2 separate regions of the Homo sapiens genome follow, and region 2 is linked to region 1. A link is a loop called in an ENCODE intact Hi-C map of the cell type or tissue named here. Cell type or tissue: sigmoid colon. All regions are shown on one strand.

Region 1 (5,000 bases):
TCAACGAGTGTTTGTAGAGGGGAGGAAAGAACTAGAAATGGCTTTGGTTGGAGCAGAGTGAACAAAGCCCCACCCCCGGAACCCGAACACCCGGATGCTGTTCCTTACTCACGTCCGTGCTCTTGGCAGGACACTTACCCTCTCCGGGCTTCTGTTTGCCCTCCTGTCAAATAGGATGGCTGGTCCTTTGGGGAATGCTCTAATGCCCTGCTCACTGCAACCCCGACCACCCTCTGGACACCTGCCGCAGAGTGGGTGGGGGACTGTGGGGCTTTGGGGCTCAGAAGCTGCTGGCAGATGGGCTGCGGTCCGTCTCCGGATGTCCCACCGATTGCCAGCAACGGTTCTCTAAAAGCCACCACAGTCTGTGGATATGTCAGCACCAATGCTGAAGCACCCAGTTTCAAAGAAATTAGGCCAAGGGGAAATGGGGGGCCAAGTCTGTGAGATTCACGCAAGGCTGATCAAGCCCTTTGGCTTCTGGCCAGGCTGCCAGCACCCTAGGTGCTGGCGTTTACTGCCTGACAGCCCATTACTCTGCACTGCTAATTGCAGAATAAGCTCCTCCAGAATATTCCAGATCATCCTGGAAGAAAGCAGCTTTAAGAGATTCTGCCAGTCAGACGCTTTAAAAAGAAGACAAAAGTCAAAGCCGTGCTCATATTTTCCTGGGGCTTAACGGAGCCTTCATCTGGACCCACAGCCAGGTCTCCTTCGAGGAGCTATGTTAAGCAGCAGAATTCAGGGAGGTGGGGAGAGTGGGCGGGAGGTCTGAATCCGCCATGCCTCCAAGGCCCCAGAGAGGGAGCGTGCGCTGTTCTGGAAGCTTTCTTCCTATCCTGAAGGCCCATCAAGTGGAAAGAGAACGGGGCTTTTCCACGTGGTTCCAGAAGACTCAGAGAACTTCAAAGTGTGGGGATTCGATGAAAAGGACAATGAGGGCTCCACATTTAACCAACAGTTCAGACTGTCCTCTCATGGTGTGGGCTGCCCGGGGAAATCACAAGCTCCTGGTCCCTGGAGGGGGTGCTGCCCATGAGGGACAGCAGCAGGGGCTGTGCATCGGAGAGCCGAGGCCCAGGCATCCCCCAAACCCTGAGGAGTTCTGCTTCCATAGCTGGTTGGCAGTTGGCTTAGAAAAATAAGAGGTTTTTTTGAAAAAATGAGTATTTTTCCTTCTGAGTTGAGTTCAATGCTGGAAAGGCCTAAACCCCAGAAGGTGCATTTCTCCAGATAAAATGTCTGACCTGGAAAAGGGGCCCCATGATAGCGCAGCCCCTGCCGCCATCAGCTGTTCCGGGTGAGCAGAGGTGCTGCACCTGGGGCTGCCTCTGGCTGTGCTGCAGCCCTTGGTCCCCCCAGTGCTCTGAGAGGGCATGCTGGGGGTCTCCCCTGCTCCCTCCTGGAATACTCGGCACACTCCCTGAGGAAGAGCCCCCTGGGGGCATCTGGCCTGCGCCTAGACCACAGGCCCCGTCCCTGCCCCAGACAAAAGCATCACTCCCCTTCCTGAGGTTCTTTGGGCCTCAGTCTTTTCTCTGGGGCTCCACACCCCTATGTCTGACTGGGACTGGCTGCTGGTAACTGGGGGCGTTTGTTTGGCTAACTTGAAGGGAGTGAGGAAGCAGCCACCCCGTTTCGGTTCTGACATTTGAGCAGGGAGGTGGCAGCCATGGGGACTGGAGGAGATTTGCCTTCCGTGTTCGACCCCAGGCCCAAGGGAAAAGGTGTCCGGCCTGGGGGCCAGGCTCCCGCTCACATCTTCTGGAGCTCTCCTCCTTCATCTGAGCTGGCTTCTGTCAGAAGGACGCCCTTCTTAAGGCAGCATGTCCCCAGGAGCCACACTGCAGGTACCTTCCCTCCTCCTGCACTGCCCTTCTGTGTGGGTTCCTGGACCAGCACGTCAGCGGCCTTTGTGGATCTGGAGGTGAAGTGGCCACACGAATGTTCTATCCCCACCTGAGAGCCTGGGGGTGGGCAGGATTGGAGGCCACCTGGTGACAGCAGCAGCCATCATGTCACTGGGGAGAGGGCCTTGTGCAGGCTCCGGCCACCTGCTGTGTATGAGGCTTAGATGGGCACGGGCTGTCAGGAAGACCTAGGGTTGGCCTTTGGGGAAACTGGGTCAGTGCTGAGTAAAATGGGCCAGATGAGTAAACCAGCCCCACACCTGCCCCTGCCCAGAACTTGTGACCTGCTGACAGGAAGGTGGGCCTGCCTGGTGCCCAGAAGGTCCTTCAACTTGCTCTTGACTGGCCCGGTGAGGGGCTGAGTGAGTGGCAGCGTGTGAGTCCCACCCCACGGTGGAGCTCTGACGGGCAGAGGTGTGCAGGAGGTGTGGGGCTGTGGGGCTGGGGATGCCTCCCCTCAGCCAGAACACCAGGACCTGGCCCCTGTGGAGCTTCTGGCCTGGGGAGGCCAGCCTTCTGGCTGGTGTCATTAGCCAAGACACACACACTTGGCCCCCTGGCAAACTGGTGCCATTTCTAAGCACTGAGAACAAACAGAAATGAAACACAAAACAGAGCCCCATAGAGACCAGGCCTCGCCCAGAGCTTCTAGAATCCAGGTGGAAAAGCTGGCACAGCCCCCACCCCACCCACGCATGTTTTCAGTTCCTTTTCAAGGCATTGTTGGAAAGCGGGGTGGGGCTCAGGGCTGCCCCCTCAGCTGCACCCACAAAATGCTTGTACTCAAAACTGACAGTGCCTCTGACACTTGCCAGAGAAGAAAGGGCCGCCCGGGAGGAAAGGAGGCAGGGCAGCCCTCAGCTCTGTGTTCCTGAGCTGCTCCAAGGAAACCCTTTCAAAGCCAGTCTCCTGTGGGCTTCTCAGAGTGGTACTGGTTTGCAGTCTATTTATATTTTGATTTAAAAGAAAAATATTTTTGAAAACACTACCGCTGCCACCCTGCTTCCCTCTGATCAATGGCATCCTCTAGAAGGAAAATTCAAATTCCCGAGAAGTGGTGACTCACATGTGCTGGTGTTTCTCATTTCATGCCTACATTTCAGCGAATGCAGACGGCCAGACCAACTGTGCTGCAGCTTATGGGAAGGGGCTGGAGCTCTTGTGGGGTCCTCATTTTCCTCAGGTCAGGGAACCCACTCTTAGAGGCCTGGTGGGCTTCCAGAAAGCCTGGTCTACCATGGACATAGCCCCTGACAGGACAAGCAGAAAGCAGCTAGGGTCAAGGGCAGAGTTGGAACACTGTAATCGGAGTCTAAAACTTGGAGGCTGGCCCTGGGCCAGGCCCTGCACCAGGCTTTCCAGACTCAGCCCTTCAGGAGCCTGCTGTCTAGCCCCACTCTGTGTCCAGCAGGGTCAAGGCCTTCAGCAAGGCTGTTCTCCTCTCTGGCCCTCTGTTTTCTCCTCTGTAAGAGTGTTGGCTCTGCGGGTGGGTTCTGGGATTTTCTTAGAGAGCAGTGTCAGATCTGTGGTGTACGAGCAAATAGCCTGAGGGGAAGCCATACAGCCCACTGGGCTCAGCTGGGAGCAGGGCATCTTCTCCCAGGGGGTGCTCGCATCCCCCAGAGACCATCATGCTAATGCTCTGTAAGGAGAGGAGGCTCTGAGTATGCTGGCCTGACTTGGGAGCATAGACAAGGGTGACCTGAGGCCAGAGCTTTCTTTGGGACTTCTCCTTCCCTACTACCCCACAGCATCCCACACCATCCCTCCTCCATCCCTCCATCTATCCAGCAAGCATTCCCCAAGAGCCTCTTCTGTACCAGGCCCACTCCAGGTGCCGTACATGCAAAGACAAATCATGGTGGTCCTTGCTGTTAAAGAGGGAGATGGAGGTGAAGAGTCAGCCAACTACTGGCATCACGGAAGGGCCCCCCCTCCTCTCGGAGTCACTAATAGTGTCAACTGAGGAATCAGTAGGTTCATACATTTGCAGAAGAGACTTCATTTCTTACAAAGGATTGCAGCCTTCAGGGTGGCCATCTTGACTGGCTGGGAAATGTAGCCTCAGGCAGAGACCAAAAGCAAGCACTTTGAGAGAGGGGAGGGTGGAACAGGGATTTATGTGGAACTGGTTGGCCAAGTATACATATTCAACAGGTTATAGGAGGAGCTATGAATATTCACAAAAGGGGGATGTGTGCATGTGTGTGATAAGCAAATACGCAAATTACATGCATCCCATGTTCACTTTAGGGTGGAGACATAACATTTAGGTGCATTACAGTTCGGTCCTATACATCAACAGATGAGGCAGGGGCAGGAAGACACACAGTGCTCAGCCTCTTACTAAACCAGTCAGAACCAGCCTGTGGTTGGTGGTCTCTTGTCCCGTCAAAGCTGCAGTTGCAACCTGTGGAATGGGAGCTCAGTTAGGGTCTGGGGTAGGTGAGCTGCAATTGTTTCAATATTGCTTATCTCGAGGCCAGTGCTTGTTTAGCTGCTAGAGAAAAGAAAAACCTTGTGGCAGTTAGAAGGCGGTGTATTCTTTCAGGGATATGTGACTTAACCCTTGCCTGTCGTGGTCTTAGTTCTGGTTTATGATTTGGTATCTTATTGCACAGCGAGTCTGTTCCATCAGTCTTATGATCTCTAGTTTAACAATGGTAATGAGAACAGCCATAATCCTAATATTGCTGAGAGCTGCCACCCACTGAAGGCGTACAAATATGCTGGGCGATCTGCTAAGTGCCTTGCAAACTCTGACCTCATTTAGTCCTTACTAAACGAGTTAGTCCAACTAACTCCCCCGTTTGGTTAGTATTTCTCCCCCTTATGCAGATAAAGCATCTGACACTCAGAGTATGTTGTCCAAGTAAACGGTGGAGCTAGGATTCAAGCCCAGTCTGCTGGGGTGAGCCTAGGACTCACACCCCCAACCTCCACACTCCACTGTCCCAGAGAGCAACGTGCCCCTCCCCTGTGGCCAGCCAGGTCCCTCCATGCAGAAGCCACCAGCAGCAGCCAGGGCCTGTAGCACCTTTCAGGCCCCTCACCTACACCCTGAGCCCCCAGTGTGCCATCTGTGGCCAG
Region 2 (5,000 bases), 74 kb before region 1:
AAGGATGCGCGGTCCCATGTGGCCCTGGAGCCCAGAGAGACACATCATCCACCTCTGGTCCTGGAGAGCCGCTTGAGCTTCCCAGTGCCCTGCCAGGCCCCTTCCTTCCTAGTTCCCTCCTGACTGTGCAGAAGGCGCCATTTCTATATCACAGAGCTTCATGGATCAAGTCCATATCACACTGTGGCCCAGGCCCTTCCCCTTCTAGGTCTAGGTGGTGGGATTCCCATTCTTCTGGCATCTGCCGTTGTCTGCTGAACTGGGTCCCAATGTCTCATTTCTTCACTGTGCTCCCCTCCTCAAACTGGGTCATGTGGAGAAATCAGGGCCTTGGGGGCTCAGCCAGAAATAAAGACCGAGAGATCCTCCAGAGAGAAGGTCCTCTAGGAGAGGAAGGGTGGCAGAACAGAAGAGGCCCGGGACTTGCTTCCCAAATGTCAGAAATTACCAAAAAGCTTCACAGTTCAGAGAGAACAGTGTATTTATTTTAGGAGCCAGAGTAGTCTGACAGGAAGACTTGCTTTCAAACATGTCCTGTTCACGTATGTACTTAGCAGATGGCTATTTGACACTTCCTGTTCCAGAGGCACTTGTTCAATTCATTTTCCAAATCTGGGGGCGGGTTTTGGGCCCCTCACTTGCTTTGCAGGCCCCCAGCCCTAACACCATGCGCTCAGGTAGCCTTCGGGAATAGCCCTGGCTGTGTAGACTCTCTGGCTTCACGGATGGCATTATATGAAATGGCTCCCTTCATTATAATGTCACTCACAGGAACTGGAGAGGTCTTTGGAACACGGGCAGTAAGGTTCAAGAGGTGTTTTCAGTTGCACCTGACCAGGTCATCTCCAGCTTAGGTGCCGGCTCCTGGATGCCAATCTGAGTGGAGATTAATAGCTGACGTGGGAGCAAAAAATGAGCCAAACTGGGGTTTCTTGAGGTGATTTATTCCAGCTAACTATGTCAGTTGTTTGTTCGTGCTAAAAATACCGCTAGAAGGATGGGGGAGTATTCCAGATTGTTGACACTTTGACTGAAATGAGAAGCAAAATGTAACTGATATGAGCTCTAACAGGAGCTCCTGCCTGTCATAAAGAAGAGGGAGGATTAGGACACCAAGAGGCGCAGCCAAACCACCCGGGACGGCCACGGCCCAGGCCCTAGCGCTGCCACTCACCACAGCCTCCCAGCTAAGATAAGGGCTGCTAAGTTCTGAAGAACGAGGTATCTCCTCATCATACTTTGGCCCTGAGAAACTTCATTTTGCTAAATAGATGTGGCCTGGATTTTTCCAGGACAGTGGATCTGGGAGTCTAGGTTAGGATGATGCAGCCTTGCGCTCACACTGATGGGTGAGACTGGAGTGGCAGGAACGCCCTGTGAGTGTCCCGGATGTGCCAGCCTTGTGTGCTGCGACCCCTTCTCCAGCAGCTGGAGACATTAAATGTGTTCACATGGGCCAGGTGCAGTGGCTCACACCTGTAATCCCAGCAATTTGGGAGGCCGAGGTAGGAGGATCTCTTGAGCCCGGGAGTTCAAGAACAGGCTGGGCAACATAATGAGACCCCCATATCTACTAAAAAATTTTTTTTAATTAGCCAGTCATGGTGACGCATGCCTGCAGTCCCTGCCACTCAGGAGGCTGAGACGGGAGGATCTCTTAAGCCCTGGAAGGTCGAGGGTCTTGACCCTCGAGCCACTGCACTTTAGCCTGGGCAACAGAGCAAAACCCTGTCTCAAGCAAAACAAAACAAGATAAATAAAAGTGGTTAAGTTTCTAGAACTTCCTTGGTGGTTAAATAACTCCCAGACAGAAGTTTGCCAAAAAGCTCCCCAGGCCAGTGATTTGCCAGGGCTTCATTCCTAGAGAAGACGCGCTTAGGAGAGGAGTCATCCATGCTCTTTAAACCCCCCGTCACTGGTTCTGTTGGCAGACTGGACTGACCGGGGCTGGCATGTGGTTGGGGTTTTGTAACAGAAACCAGGTACTCAGGTTTGATGGATGAAAAGCATATAGACACGGTTTCCAGCTGGCAGCCCATAAGCTGGCATCTGCTAGCAGGGTTGTGTCAGGCCAGTGCACGTTTCAAAAAAGTTTGAATTTGCTGAACTTCTGGTCATCGCACTTGCCTGTTTTGGAAGACATTTGAGTTCTCAGCCCCTGGGGAACCCACAATGGGAGAGGGATGGTTACTCAGTGCTCTGCAGACTCAAGCAGGTGCCCTTTATGGGGGTGACAGTATGAATGGTACCCCCTCAGTGGGTACATTGTGGACTCCCCAGCTCCTTCACTGGAGATGTGTGGAGGACCCGGGCAGGGCTAGAGCACCTTCAGAATGTGATCCAGGGGATCCCTTCAGAAGGAAGGAAGCATTCTGTTCAAGACACGGGCAGGGGTGGCCTTCCTTTGGGGGCTTAATGTAAATGGTTGTTCAGAATTCTCACTGAATTTAAGAACAAAATACATCCTGAAAAATGTCTTCCAAGACATGCTCCCCCAGTTCTTATTGGAATGAAATGAGCACAGAATTTCCTAAGTGCAGGGACTGTGAGAACTCTTCCCTGGGAAGTCTTTTTTCTTTTTAAAATCAGACCATGGCAGGTTAGGATGGAGAGTTATGAATGAGAGCGGTGCTTCTTGACGTTAAATTTGCGCATGAATCCCCTTGTGATCTGGTTACATGCAGATTCTGACTCAGTAAGTCTAAGGTGAGTGGAGAACCTGGAGATTCTTCTATTTCTTGCAAGCTCCCAGGGGATTCTGAGGCTGCCTGCCCTGGACACACTCTGAGTAGCAAAGTATTATTTGACCTCAAGGCCTTTTCCAGCTTTGGGTTAATTGGAAACATCTATATGTTTTCTAATGAACCCCAATGAATAGCACATCAATGCAGCAATTGGGTAAGCCAGATGATCTAAGAATTGTTTATTTCCTGTGTAACCGTTGAGGAATTCGATTATTCACGTGACATTATTGAGGATGTGCATTTTGGGAGGCCCCATGCAGTATTTGGTATCTAGTGGGAATGGTCACATGACCTGTTCCATCCTTTCTCATCCCTTCCAGCTGTTGCCAGAGGGGCCTCGGGGTGATTTGAGGCCTCCCAGCTCCAGGACGTGCACAGCTGTCATCCCAGCATCATAGGCTCACCTGGCGGAGGTCGGGCCAGTGACGGTATTGATTTTCAGTGACAGTGACTCAGCCTGGGACCAGAGGCTGCTGTTTGCAGAGATATAACACCTTCTGAGATTGGGGTGCTTTGGAAACCCAGCCAGGAGAGCAGTGGCTCCAAGAGCAGCATACGGTGGGCCCTCAGAAATGGTGGTGAAAATGAATTGCGATCAGTTTCCTTCCAGCCACATGGGAACCTGAAAGGAATCCCTCCTCCCTGCTGAGGGCCTGGGTCGATGGATTCGATGACATCCCTCTCCTTGGGCAGCACTGGGCTGATCTCAGACTCTCTGTTCCCAGCCGAGTTCTCTGGTTTCACATTCCCATCTGCCTTCTCCCGGTCACGACATGCTACTGGCACATCTCTTTTGACTTCTCTTACCATTCTGATTGGCCAGTTGCCAAACAGCCTTCTCAAGTTAAAATTTCAACATACTTGCCCCCTGCCCCCTTCAGCCTGATCCATTATTTCTCTTACCTGGTGACAGATGCTCACTTTCCTTCGGATATTTGACAGCCAGCCTCACTCCAGCTCCCCCGATCTGGACAGGAGGCAGCAAGAGATGGGGAAGGTATCCAGGGCCCCCTCAGCCGCTGCCCCGCTTGGGCAGATCCCGCATGCTTTTCTGCACAGCCATTTTGCATTCCTGCCTGCATTCAGTAGATAAACAAAGAAAGAGCAGGTCCCTGGCATGCAGAGCCCAGGAGCTCGCAAACACAGATCAGCACAAGATACGAAATGTTCAAGGTTCCCGTGATGTTACCTCTAAAGCAGTTACTAAGACTGCAGCATTCACGGATCACCTAATTAGTGAAGGTTTTGTGTATTAATATGTGTGTTTCTTCCTTGATATAATCAGCACATTTTTTATACTGACACAGAAGATGGGAGGGAATTATTACTTTAGTATTTCTCTGAACTTCTCTAACTTATTTTCATCGAGAGTTCTTCGGACGGCTCAGAATTCAGAAATATCTGCCCTTTTCACTCTATCTTTGGCCCCTGCCCAAGTCTGGGACTCACTGGGGTGGGGCCAAGGCTAAAACTAAACTAGGGTGTGAGGTACTAGAGGTGCATGTCCAGTGGTTGGGAGCAGTTTCCAGCGAGTCAGCGAAGTCTTCCTGGGGAATGGCATGAGACACCGAGCATGGCCCTGACAAGTGCCGCTCTGACTCATTTCCTGAGGTGAACACTGGACAGTCACAATGCCGCGTGCCCCAGAGCTTCCCCAGGGGCAGTTGTGTCTTCTTTCTAAGCCCTGCCCTATCCAAACATAGTTGTTATTTCAAGAGTTATCTTGAGATTCTTAAAATATTCCAGAAGTACAGTAAAATAGTATTTCTATTTGTTTTAATGAAAAGTAAAACTTTGATTAACGAGGTCCTTCAAAAAACCAGATTTTATGTGCACCAGACTTTTAGATGAAAGACAAGTCACAAAACACACACACGCGCACGCGCACACACACATGCACACATATACACGCACACGCATATGCATACAGGCACACTCATGGGTTTTGTTTTGTTTTGTTTTTGTTTTGTTGTTTGAGACAGAGTCTGTCTCTGTCGCTCAGGCTGGAGTGCAGTGGCGCCATCTTGGTTCACTGCAACCTCCGCCTCCTGGGTCCAAACAATTCTTCTGCCTCAGCCTCCTGAGTAGCTGGTACTACAGATGTGTGCCACTACGTCTGGCTAATTTTTGTATTCTTAGTAGAGACGGGGTTTCACCATGTTGGTCAGGATGGTCTCAAACACCTGACCTCAAGTGATCTGCCTGCCTTGGCCTCCCAAGGTGCTGGGACAACAGGCGTGAGCCACAGCGCCCAGC

Evidence for each region. Peaks named below come from ENCODE experiments on the same cell type or tissue, not always from the same donor. Only the 100,000 strongest peaks of a DNase experiment are listed, where the experiment ranks them.
Region 2: it touches region 1 in a loop (2.8-fold over the local background); 1 of 110 quality-filtered maps calls a loop at or near these places.

What each region holds. Positions count from the first base shown.
Region 1 is chr14:90,549,507-90,554,506 of GRCh38, reverse strand. The region is part of intron 19 of TTC7B (tetratricopeptide repeat domain 7B); the gene reads left to right. Among named protein-coding and RNA genes, the nearest start is that of TTC7B-AS1, 91 kb to the left of the region's middle. RefSeq lists a silencer at 141-303. In sigmoid colon, no CTCF peak of the experiment used is centred here; DNase peaks (open chromatin) are centred at 41, 476 and 2,686.
Region 2 is chr14:90,623,740-90,628,739 of GRCh38, reverse strand. All of the region lies in intron 15 of TTC7B (tetratricopeptide repeat domain 7B), which reads left to right. Among named protein-coding and RNA genes, the nearest start is that of TTC7B-AS1, 16 kb to the left of the region's middle. RefSeq lists an enhancer at 2,689-3,321. In sigmoid colon, no CTCF peak of the experiment used is centred here; DNase peaks (open chromatin) are centred at 55, 1,929, 3,459 and 4,309.